2 separate regions of the Homo sapiens genome follow, and region 1 is linked to region 2. Evidence: read pairs that join two places in POLR2A ChIA-PET (ENCODE). Cell type or tissue: Caco-2. All regions are shown on one strand. Links, peaks and the distances in the headings refer to the core of each region. The heading gives the core; the rest is flanking DNA. Region 1 overlaps PKN3 (protein kinase N3). Region 2 holds the start of PHYHD1 (phytanoyl-CoA dioxygenase domain containing 1).

Evidence for each region. Peaks named below come from ENCODE experiments on the same cell type or tissue, not always from the same donor. Only the 100,000 strongest peaks of a DNase experiment are listed, where the experiment ranks them.
Region 1: POLR2A ChIA-PET joins it to region 2 with 5 read pairs; 3 of 35 experiments call an interaction of 5 or more read pairs at or near these places.

Annotation. Positions count from the first base shown.
Region 1 is chr9:128,710,052-128,715,416 of GRCh38, forward strand. PKN3 (protein kinase N3) reads left to right here. Exons shown (of 22, transcript NM_013355.5): 7 at 3,001-3,147; 8 at 3,227-3,336; 9 at 3,448-3,591; 10 at 3,995-4,070; 11 at 4,146-4,314; 12 at 4,511-4,613; 13 at 4,747-4,814; 14 at 5,121-5,184; 15 at 5,318-5,365. Among named protein-coding and RNA genes, the nearest start is that of PKN3, 10 kb to the left of the region's middle. RefSeq lists enhancers at 2,893-3,394, 3,395-3,894. In Caco-2, for the core only: no CTCF peak of the experiment used is centred there; a DNase peak (open chromatin) is centred at 2,630.
Region 2 is chr9:128,916,810-128,922,158 of GRCh38, forward strand. It overlaps LRRC8A (leucine rich repeat containing 8 VRAC subunit A), which reads left to right. Exons shown (of 4, transcript NM_019594.4): 4 at 1-1,230. PHYHD1 (phytanoyl-CoA dioxygenase domain containing 1) reads left to right here and starts at 4,173. Exons shown (of 13, transcript NM_001100876.2): 1 at 4,173-4,859; 2 at 5,121-5,238. In Caco-2, for the core only: no CTCF peak of the experiment used is centred there; a DNase peak (open chromatin) is centred at 2,805.

The sequences.
Region 1 (5,365 bases), core at 121-5,120, 210 kb before region 2:
AGTAGCTGGGACTACAGGTGCCCGCCACCACACCTGGCTAATTTTTTGTTTTTGTATTTTTAGTAGAGACAAGGTTTCACCGTGTTAGCCAGGATGGTCTCGATCGCCTGACCTTGTGATCTGCCGGCCTAGGCCTCCCAAAGTGCTGGGACAGGTGTGAGCCACCGCGCCCGGCCAAAAAAGTTAATTTTCTTATCTTGCACTGAGATCTGTCTCCTTGTAGCAGCAGCCAAATCATCATCAACAAATAATCTGAGAGCATGGGCTTTGAAGCTGTATCCCACCGAGATACAGTGAGAGCTGGAAAGGCCAGTGCCTGTCTCCACAGAGCACTGCTACAGGGCCGACTGACCCCATTCCATTGTGAGCAGAGCTGAGAAGAGGAAATGCAGGCTCTGGATGGAGCCCTCTCACCTGGCCTTGGGGAATCGAGGAATATTTTCTTTTCTTTTTTTTTTGAGATGGAGTCTCGCACTGTCGCCCAGACTGGAGTGCAGTGGTGCGATATCAGCTCACTGCAACCTCCGCCTCCTGGGTTCAAGCAATTCTCCTGCCTCAGCTTCCCGAGTAGCTGGGATTACAGGCCTGCACCACCATGCCTGGCTAATTTTTGTATTATTAGTAGAGACAGAGTTTTGCCATGTTGGCCAGGCTGGTCTCAAACTCCTGACCTCAGGTGATCCATCTGCCTTGGCCTCCCAAAGTGCTGGGATTACAGGCGTGAGCCAACCATGCCCGGCCCAAGGAATGTTTTCTAGAGGAGGTGGTGTCTTGGCCTTGAAGGACTTACACGGGAGTACTTATGGCCAAGTAGACAAGTTGAGGAACGCAGAAGAAACAGCTTGTTAAAAGGCCTAGAAGTCAACTACTCAAGGCCACCCCATATCCTGTCCCCTGGCTAAACACCCCAGATACTTGAGTTGTCCTTTTTTTTTTTTGAGATGGAGTTTTGCTCTTATTGCCCAGGCTGGAGTGCAGTGACACGATCTTATTGCCCAGACTGGAGTGCAGTGGCGCAATCTTGGCTCACTGCAACCTCCGCCTCCCGGGTTCAAGCAATTCTCCTGCCTCAGCCTCTTGAATAGCTGGGATTACAGGCATGTACCACCACACCTGGCGAATTTTTATATTTTCAGTAGAGATGGGATTTCTCCATGTTGGTCAGGCTGGTCTCGAACTTCCGACCTCAGGTGATTTGCCCGCCTTGGCCTCCCAAAGTGCTGGGATTACAGGCGTGAGCCACCTCGCCCCACCTCTTTTTTTTTTTTTTTTGGAGACAGAGTCTTGCTCTGTCGCCCAGGCCGGATTGCAGTGGTGTGATTTCGGCTCACTGCAAGCTCTGCCTCCCGGGTTCACGCCATTCTTCTGCCTCAGCCTCTCGAGTAGCTGGGACTAACTACAGGCGCCCGCCACTGCGCCCGGCTAATTTTTTGTATTTTTAGTAGAGACGAGGTTTCACCATGGTCTTGATCTCCTGACCTCGTGATCTGCCCACCTCGGCCTCCCAAAGTGCTGGGATTACAGGTGTGAGCCACCACGCCCGGCCTTTTTTTTGGGGGGGGTGGGGGACAGAGTCTTGCTTTGTCGCCCAGGCTGGAGTGCAGTGGCATAATCTTGACTCACTGCAACCTCCGCCTCCCAGGTTCAAGCGATTCTCCTGCCTCAGCCTCCCAAGTAGTTGGGATTACAGGCGCCCACCGCCATGCCCGGCTAATATTTGTATTTTTAGTAGAGACAGAGTTTCACCATGTTGGCCAGGCTGGTCTCGAACTCCCGACCTCAGGTGATCCACCTGCCTCAGCCTACCAAAGTGCTGGGATTACAGGTGTGAGCCACCACGCCCGGCCTCAAGTTTTTGTTTTGTTTGTTTTTTTTTGAGCTGGAGTCTTGCTCTGTCGCCCAGGCTGGAGTGCAATGGCACAATATTGGCTCACTGCAACCTCTGCCTCCCGGGTTCAAGTGATTCTCCTGCCTCAGCCTTCCGAGTAGCTGGGATTACAGGTGCCCACCATCATGCCCGGCTGGTTTTTGTATTTTTAGTTGGGATGGGGTTTCGCCATGTTGGTCAGGCTGGGCTTGAACTCCTGACCTCAGGTGATCTGCCTGCCTTGGTCTCCCAAAGTGTTGGGATTACAGGCATGAGCCACTGCGCCCGGCCGAGCTGTTCTTTCTAAGCTTCTCTTTCTACCCTGGACCCCTGCCTTTGTTTACAAGTTCTCTCTGTGTGTAACCCCCAGGCCCAGACTCTCCCTAAATGATACTCTTGGGCCTGCTTCGTGTCCTCAAAAGCTGCTAGATCCCCACTGCTTTCTCTACCCTTTGAGGGACAACCCTCTAGTGACGTGACACATGAACTTACTCCGTTGACAAAACACGTTTCATATCCATTGGGAGAGGTGGGGCAGAGCTGGGACTCACCTCCACTGTTCAGATGGGGAAACTGAGGCCCAGGGAGCAGGTGGGTCCGGACAGGAAGCCAGGCTTCCTGCTCCCTGTCCCAAGCTCTTATCCTTGCCACAGTGCTCTCTAGGCCCCACTTCTAGGCAGCATCTCGTCATGTGCTGTGGCTCTGTGCAGCCTGGCTAAGGTCTGAGGTCTGAGCCTATGTCCCTGCCGCTCCAGCATGTGGAGGGGAGAGCCAGTTGCTCTGCCCTGGAAAGAGGTGGCTGCCACAGAGAAGTGTGCATTCTGGGACAACGTGGCTCCTCACCTGGGAGTGTCCAGGTCGGAGGCCTCCTAGGGTGTCATCGGGGTCCAAGGGTACCCTTTGGGGGGCTCATGGTGCTTGGGAGCTGCAGGACAGTCAGCAGGCTCCAGTCTAGGCACTCTAGGCCGCCACACTGAGTGAGGTTCCTCAGGTAACTGCCCTGGCCTCAGGTGGGTACGGTCTGGGTTCAGCCACCTCCTGGAGAGGGTGGCCTTCCTGGGGTCCCAGGACACCTTGGTGGTAGCAGTGGGAAGATGGCATCTGACAACGCCCCCCGCTCACTCTCCCCACAGGGACACTGCAGGTCCGCCTCCTGGGCTGTGAACAGTTGCTGACAGCCGTGCCTGGGCGCTCCCCAGCGGCCGCACTGGCCAGCAGCCCCTCCGAGGGCTGGCTTCGGACCAAGGCCAAGCACCAGCGTGGCCGAGGCGAGCTTGCCAGTGAGTAGGGAAGGAGCTTCAGGGGGAGCAGGAGACCCCTGCTTCAGGCCTGCCCTGAGTCCCGGCTCTGGCCCTGCAGGCGAGGTGCTGGCTGTGCTAAAGGTGGACAACCGTGTTGTGGGGCAGACGGGCTGGGGGCAGGTGGCCGAACAGTCCTGGGACCAGACCTTTGTCATCCCACTGGAGCGAGTAAGGCTGGCCTTTGTGTGGTCAGGGGTGACCTTGGGCTGCGGGGTGGAAGGCTGCCCAGGTCGGGGCTCGTTCTGCACCCCACCCTTCAGCCTGGCCTCCCCAATACAGGCCCGTGAGCTGGAGATTGGGGTACACTGGCGGGACTGGCGGCAGCTATGTGGCGTGGCCTTCCTGAGACTTGAGGACTTCCTGGACAATGCCTGTCACCAACTGTCCCTCAGCCTGGTACCGCAGGGACTGCTTTTTGCCCAGGTGCTCACCACCTCCGCCCTCTGACTTGGTGGGACCCTGGGGCGTCAGGGCCAGGAAGGCCTTCAAGACCGATGCACTGCGTGTAGGTGCAGAGACTGACGACCAGAGAGGAGGGCTCCAGGAATAAGGGCTCCTAGCCGCTCTCTCAGGGCTGCATCTGGAGGCCTGGGTCCTTGTCCTGACTGCCCTGCCTCAGGTGTGACCCTGGAAAAGTGCCTCTCCTCCCTGGGCCTCTGTTTCTCCACTAGTATCAATGAGGACATTGAATCTGTTTCTCTGGGTCTTTCTGGCTCTTGCATCTGTTGACCCTGGGGGCTTGGGCTGTAATCCCAGGGGCAGAGGAGGTGCCATGGCAGATGAGATGGGAGGCGACTGGTCCACAACCCTGCCCCTACCCCTGCAGGTGACCTTCTGCGATCCTGTCATTGAGAGGCGGCCCCGGCTGCAGAGGCAGGAACGCATCTTCTCTAAACGCAGAGGTGTGGAGGGAATGGGGGCTATGTGTGAGGGAGCAGGGCTGGGGTCCCGGGACTAAGCTCCCCCTTTTCTCCCAGGCCAGGACTTCCTGAGGGCTTCGCAGATGAACCTCGGCATGGCGGCCTGGGGGCGCCTCGTCATGAACCTGCTGCCCCCCTGCAGCTCCCCGAGCACAATCAGCCCCCCTAAAGGATGCCCTCGGACCCCAACAACACTGCGAGAGGCCTCTGACCCTGCCACTCCCAGGTGAGGAGCTCCCTTGCCCTAGACTGCATGCTCCTCTGTGGCGGCTTCCTGACTCCAGATCCAGGCGGTATCTGTCTGTCTGTCTGCATTGCTCAGCCCGCTAACCCTCTGTCCATCTCACTTTGGGTTGGTGTGTCCATCCTGCCAGCTCTTGCGTCTGCCTGTGCTGGGCACTGTGTCTACTTTCTCCCTACAGTAATTTCCTGCCCAAGAAGACCCCCTTGGGTGAAGAGATGACACCCCCACCCAAGCCCCCACGCCTCTACCTCCCCCAGGAGCCAACATCCGAGGAGACTCCGGTGAGGGGCTGGAGGGACTAGTGGCTCCTAGGGCCGGCTGGGGCTGGCAGGGCCACCCAGCTGTGGGGTGGCAGGCCTGAAGGGAAAGAGAGAAGGAAGCCCAGCCCTGCCCTGAGCTCCTCTATACTCACAGCGCACCAAACGTCCCCATATGGAGCCTAGGACTCGACGTGGGCCATCTCCACCAGCCTCCCCCACCAGGTACCCCATCCTGCGCACCTTCATGTTTGAGACGTTCGTCTGCTTGCTTGAACATTTGTGTATCCATTCATACATTACTCCCTGGCTCCCTGGCGGGTGCGCTGACTGGCTCTCGGGGTCTGATTTACTAAACCCACATTATTGAGCTCCAGCTCTATGCCGGCTTCTAGGAGTCCTTACTGCAGGGCTTTTTCGAGCCCATAGGTCGGGACAGCCCAGGACTGGGCATGGGAGGCTTGGAGTGGCTCTGGGTAGGGGCCCAGCCAGTGCCCTAGGGGACTTCATATACCCTCTCTTCCTTTGCAGGAAACCCCCTCGGCTTCAGGACTTCCGCTGCTTAGCTGTGCTGGGCCGGGGACACTTTGGGAAGGTAGTGGGCTGAAGAGGGTGGTATGGGACGGGATTGGGGGCCTCATCACATGAGCCGGGAGGACCTGATCTGTGGGGGCGGTAAAGGCTCCCTGGTCTGGCCCACCTGGAGCACAACCTCTCTCTGGCCCCAGGTCCTCCTGGTCCAGTTCAAGGGGACAGGGAAATACTACGCCATCAAA
Region 2 (5,349 bases), core at 343-5,342:
TGGGCTGCCTTTTCCCCTTGTCCTTATTTAGCGATGCCGCCGGGCATTTAACACCCACCTGGACTTCAGCAGAGTGGTCCGGGGCGAACCAGCCATGGGACGGTCACCCAGCAGTGCCGGGCTGGGCTCTGCGGTGCGGTCCACGGGAGAGCAGGCCTCCAGCTGGAAAGGCCAGGCCTGGAGCTTGCCTCTTCAGTATTTGTGGCAGTTTTAGTTTTTTGTTTTTTTTTTTTTAATCAAAAAACAATTTTTTTAAAAAAAAAGCTTTGAAAATGGATGGTTTGGGTATTAAAAAGAAAAAAAAAACTTAAAAAAAAAAAGACACTAACGGCCAGTGAGTTGGAGTCTCAGGGCAGGGTGGCAGTTTCCCTTGAGCAAAGCAGCCAGACGTTGAACTGTGTTTCCTTTCCCTGGGCGCAGGGTGCAGGGTGTCTTCCGGATCTGGTGTGACCTTGGTCCAGGAGTTCTATTTGTTCCTGGGGAGGGAGGTTTTTTTGTTTGTTTTTTGGGTTTTTTTGGTGTCTTGTTTTCTTTCTCCTCCATGTGTCTTGGCAGGCACTCATTTCTGTGGCTGTCGGCCAGAGGGAATGTTCTGGAGCTGCCAAGGAGGGAGGAGACTCGGGTTGGCTAATCCCCGGATGAACGGTGCTCCATTCGCACCTCCCCTCCTCGTGCCTGCCCTGCCTCTCCACGCACAGTGTTAAGGAGCCAAGAGGAGCCACTTCGCCCAGACTTTGTTTCCCCACCGCCTGCGGCATGGGTGTGTCCAGTGCCACCGCTGGCCTCCGCTGCTTCCATCAGCCCTGTCACCACCTGGTCCTTCATGAAGAGCAGACACTTAGAGGCTGGTCGGGAATGGGGAGGTCGCCCCTGGGAGGGCAGGCGTTGGTTCCAAGCCGGTTCCCGTCCCTGGCGCCTGGAGTGCACACAGCCCAGTCGGCACCTGGTGGCTGGAAGCCACCCTGCTTTAGATCACTCGGGTCCCCACCTTAGAAGGGTCCCCGCCTTAGATCAATCACGTGGACACTAAGGCACGTTTTAGAGTCTCTTGTCTTAATGATTATGTCCATCCGTCTGTCCGTCCATTTGTGTTTTCTGCGTCGTGTCATTGGATATAATCCTCAGAAATAATGCACACTAGCCTCTGACAACCATGAAGCAAAAATCCGTTACATGTGGGTCTGAACTTGTAGACTCGGTCACAGTATCAAATAAAATCTATAACAGAAAGTGGCCTTTGGAGGTCTTTGTGTCATGGGAGGACGCTTCCCTCACTTCTCTGAAGCCTGCCGGGCCGTGTGGAACGTTGCTTGGGCACCTACAGGAGAGTTAACTCTGCTCATCTCCTGCCCCATGAGACTCTGTGCCTTTGGAGGCAGTTACTGGAGCTTGTAAGCTGGACGCAGCACCTGCTAGGTAACAGGCTGTGACCTGGGCTGGGGATCCCATAGCCAGCACAATCTCTGTCATCCTACTCACCTGTGGTTGGGCACTCATGAGGGGGTTTTTTTGTTGTTGTTGTTTTTTTGACAGGGTCTCATTCTGTCACCTAGAGTGCACTGCTGGAATATAGTGGCGTGATCACGGCTCACTGCAGCCTTGACCTCTCCAGGCTCAGGTGATCTCACCTCGGCCTCCCAAGTAGCTAGGACCACAGGGGCATGCTGGCTAATTTTTTTTTTTTTTTTTTTTTTTTGAGACAGAGTCTTACTCTGTCACCCAGGCTGGAATGCAGTGGCTCGATCTCGGCTCACTGCAACCTCCGCCTCCCAGGTTCAAGTGATTCTCTTGCCTCAGCCTCACGAGTAGCTGGGACTACAGGTGCCTGCCACCATGCCCAGCTAATTTTTGTATTTTTAGTAGAGACAGGGTTTCACCATGTTGGCCAGGCTGGTCTTGATCTCCTGACCTTCTGATCCACCTACCTCAGCCTCCCAAAATGCTGGGATTACAGACATGAGCTACTGCGCCCAGCCGTGCTGGCTAATTTTTGTATTTTTTGTAGGGACGGGGTTTTGCCATGTTGCCCAGGTTGGTCTCGAATCCCTGAGCTCAAGAGATCCACCCACCTCAGCCTCCTAAAGTGCTGGGATTATAGGCGTGAGCCACCGTGCTTGGCCCCTCATGAGTTTTGATGGGTGGGGATGGGAGAGGAGGGCACTGGAATGGGAACCAGTAGTCCTGGGCCTTTGTCCCAGCTTCATGGGACAGGATGTGCATGAAGCTAGGCAGATCCCTTCTCCAGTGGCCTCTGTATCCCCATGTGGACAATGGGAATTTCCACTCTGTGCTCTCAAAGGTCCCTTGCAATTCCAACAGTGAGTCCCAAGTGGTCTACAGAGGTGGGGCTGAGAGTCATCGTGGGGAAGCCTGCCTCAGCTCCCAGCCCCTTTGGGGGCCTTTGGGAGGTAGTGTGGTAAAGGGCAGAGGCTGAGACAGCTGCTTCCAGATGCCAGTTCTGCCGTGTTTGATGTGGGGCTTCAGTGTTCTCATTTGTAAAATCAGGAAGGTAATGGCACACTTGCAGGACTGTTCAAGGAACAATGGCGATTATGTAGGTAGATGGGGTTTTTGGTGGAGGACCTGGCTGCTAGTACCCAATAAATGGCCTTGTATCTTCCACCCAGACCAAGGATCCTTGTGGTGGGCCAACGTGGGCGCCCTGCGGCAGGAGACTGGGTGAGGAAGAAAGGCCATCATATCTGACTTTGACCTTAGTGATGAGGCCTGGGTGGCTGCTTGGGCACCTCCTCTACAACTGGACAGAGTCTATCCCTCCTCCCTCCACGGGGACTCTGACCCCTCCAGGTGAACTCAGGCCTGAGCCAAGATTCCCTCCCTCTTCTCCCCCTGCCATGGGCTGACAGGCTGAGCAGCTGGACTGTGACTGCCGGGCTGGGGCCTTCTTTTCTGTTTCCGTGGTGGAGGTCCCTCCCCCAGTTTGGTACCCTTCCCACCACCCCCCGACCCCACTCCCGCCCCCACCCTGGCCTTGAGGCTGTCCAGCGCCTGGAGCAGGAGAGTTCGATCTGGAGCTGGTTTACATTTGGAAAAAACCACCATGTAGAAACACCGCCCACCCACTTCCCAAAGTTGAGCAGAATGAACAGTTAGTGGGAGGCTGGGCCTCTCCCCTCCCCCTCCCCCACCCACCCAGGGCTCTCCACTCTGCCTAAAACCACTGTGGTGGTCTTCTCTCTGATTGTAACAGCAATTTTGGAAGCTCAAAAAAATTGTTTAAATTATATTCCACCCAGCTGGGCGCGGTGGCTCACGCCTGTAATCCCAGCACTTTGGGAGGCCGAGGCAGGCAGATCACAAGGTCAGGAGATTGAGACCATCCTGGCTAACGCGGTGAAACCCCATCTCTACTAAAAAATATAAAAAATTAGCCAGGCGTGGTGGCAGGCGCCTGTAGGCCCAGCTACTGGGGAGGCTGAGGCAGGAGAATGGCGTGAACCCGGGAGGCGGAGCTTGCAGTGAGCTGAGATTGCGCCACTGCACTCCAGCCTGGGTGACAGAGCGAGACTCCATCTCAAAAAAAATAAATAAAATAAAAAATAAATAAATAAATAATATTCCACTCAGAACAGCCCCTGCTAACATTTGGTGAACAACTTGTTCACCAGTTGGTAGGCACTTACTCAGCGCCAGGCCTGGTGCCAAGCTCTTTATCAGCTGCGAAGCATTCATCTTATTTACTGCTCACAGGGGATCCTACTGCTAGCCCCAAATTACAGACTGGGAAAGTAAGGCCTGAACATCTGGGACGCAAACACAGTCTGCTTCACTGAGTCTCTACTACAAGCCTTCTGTGGGGGCTCCCAGGGGAATGGCTGGCCCAGTCCGAGGGGACCTCAGTGTTCTTGGCACATGGTAGGCATCTGTCTTTGTTGGGCAGTTGCATCAGAAGGGTTAAGGACAGCTGGGAACACATCCTGCCTCTAGTGAACCTCGTGGTTCTGTCATCTGCCTGCCCCTCACCCAGCCTAACCCCTCTGAACCAGGAGCCTGAGCTGCACTTACTGCTCCCCCCTGCCCCCCGGACGGCCTGGACCAAGCAGCAGCTCCCAGAGCGGTGGCCCAGCAAACACGACTTGACTCGAGGCCAAGGCTCTTGAGGGCTGAGCAGTGTCCCCATGCACACTCCTGAAACACTTTGTCCCTTCGCCATTCAGAAGGCATCATTTTGGGGAAGGCAGCAGCCGGTTTTTCAGAGCCAGCGAGTGGCCCTGCCAGCTGCTGAGCAGGGCAAGCTGAGAAGGGTGGTGGTGTGCAAGTGTTATTCTCTCTTTTTGTTTTTGTTTTTGTTTTTTGAGATGGAGTCTTACTCTGTCGTCCAGGCTGGAGTGAGTGCCGTGGCATGATCTCGGCTCACTGCAACCTCCGCCTCCTGGGTTCAAGCGATTCTCCTGCCTCAGCCTCCCGAGTAACTGGGACTACAGGCACCTGCCACCATGCTCGGCTAGTTTTTGGTATTTTTATTTATTATTTATTTATTTATTTTGAGACCGAGTCTCGCTCTGTCGCCCAGGCTCTAGTGCAGTGGCCCAATCTCGGCTCACTGCAAGCTCCGCCTCCCGCGTTCACGCCATTCTCCTGCCTCAGCCTCGCGAGCAGCTGGGACTACAGGTGCCCGCCACCACGCCCGGCTAATTTTTTGTATTTTTAGTAGAGACGGGGTTTCACCGTGTTAGCCAGGATGGTCTCGATTTCCTGACCTCGTGATCCGCGCGCCTCTGCCTCCAAAGTGCTGGGATTACAGGCCCGAGCCGCCGCACCCGGCCTGCAGGTGTTGTTCTGACCCCAGCTCCACTGTGCCAGCCCGACTTGAGATGCCAAGTATCTTGGGCCTGAGGGTGGGTAACAGGAAGCATCTCTCTCTCCTCAGCCCCTTCCTCCTACTAAGATACCCCATGTCTCCTACTTTCGTCTGAGCTGCAGATGGATGCGTTAATTCCCTTCCATAATCCTCCCAGGACCGAGAGGGTTTCAGATCGGTGCTGGGAGGGGCCCAGATAGTTCTCCCCAGGACCTCTTCCACCTTTGGAATGCCCATTACCTGGAGAAGGGGGGTGCCGCACATCCCCCAGACCAACCCTGCATCCCATTCTATCCAGATTGAGGCCTAGAGAGAGGCAGGCGTTCCTCAGAGTCACAGGGAATGGCGGCGCCTGGACTGGGACTCAGCCCAGCTGCTTGGCCTGACCCTCTCACAGCATAATTTCCCGGCACCTGGTAAGCAGTGGTGGGGGGTGGTTTCCAGAAGAAACACAGAGGAAGCAGATAAAATCCTTGGAGATGGGAAAGGGCAAATCCTGGATTAGTTGTGGGGGTGGGGGAGATTAG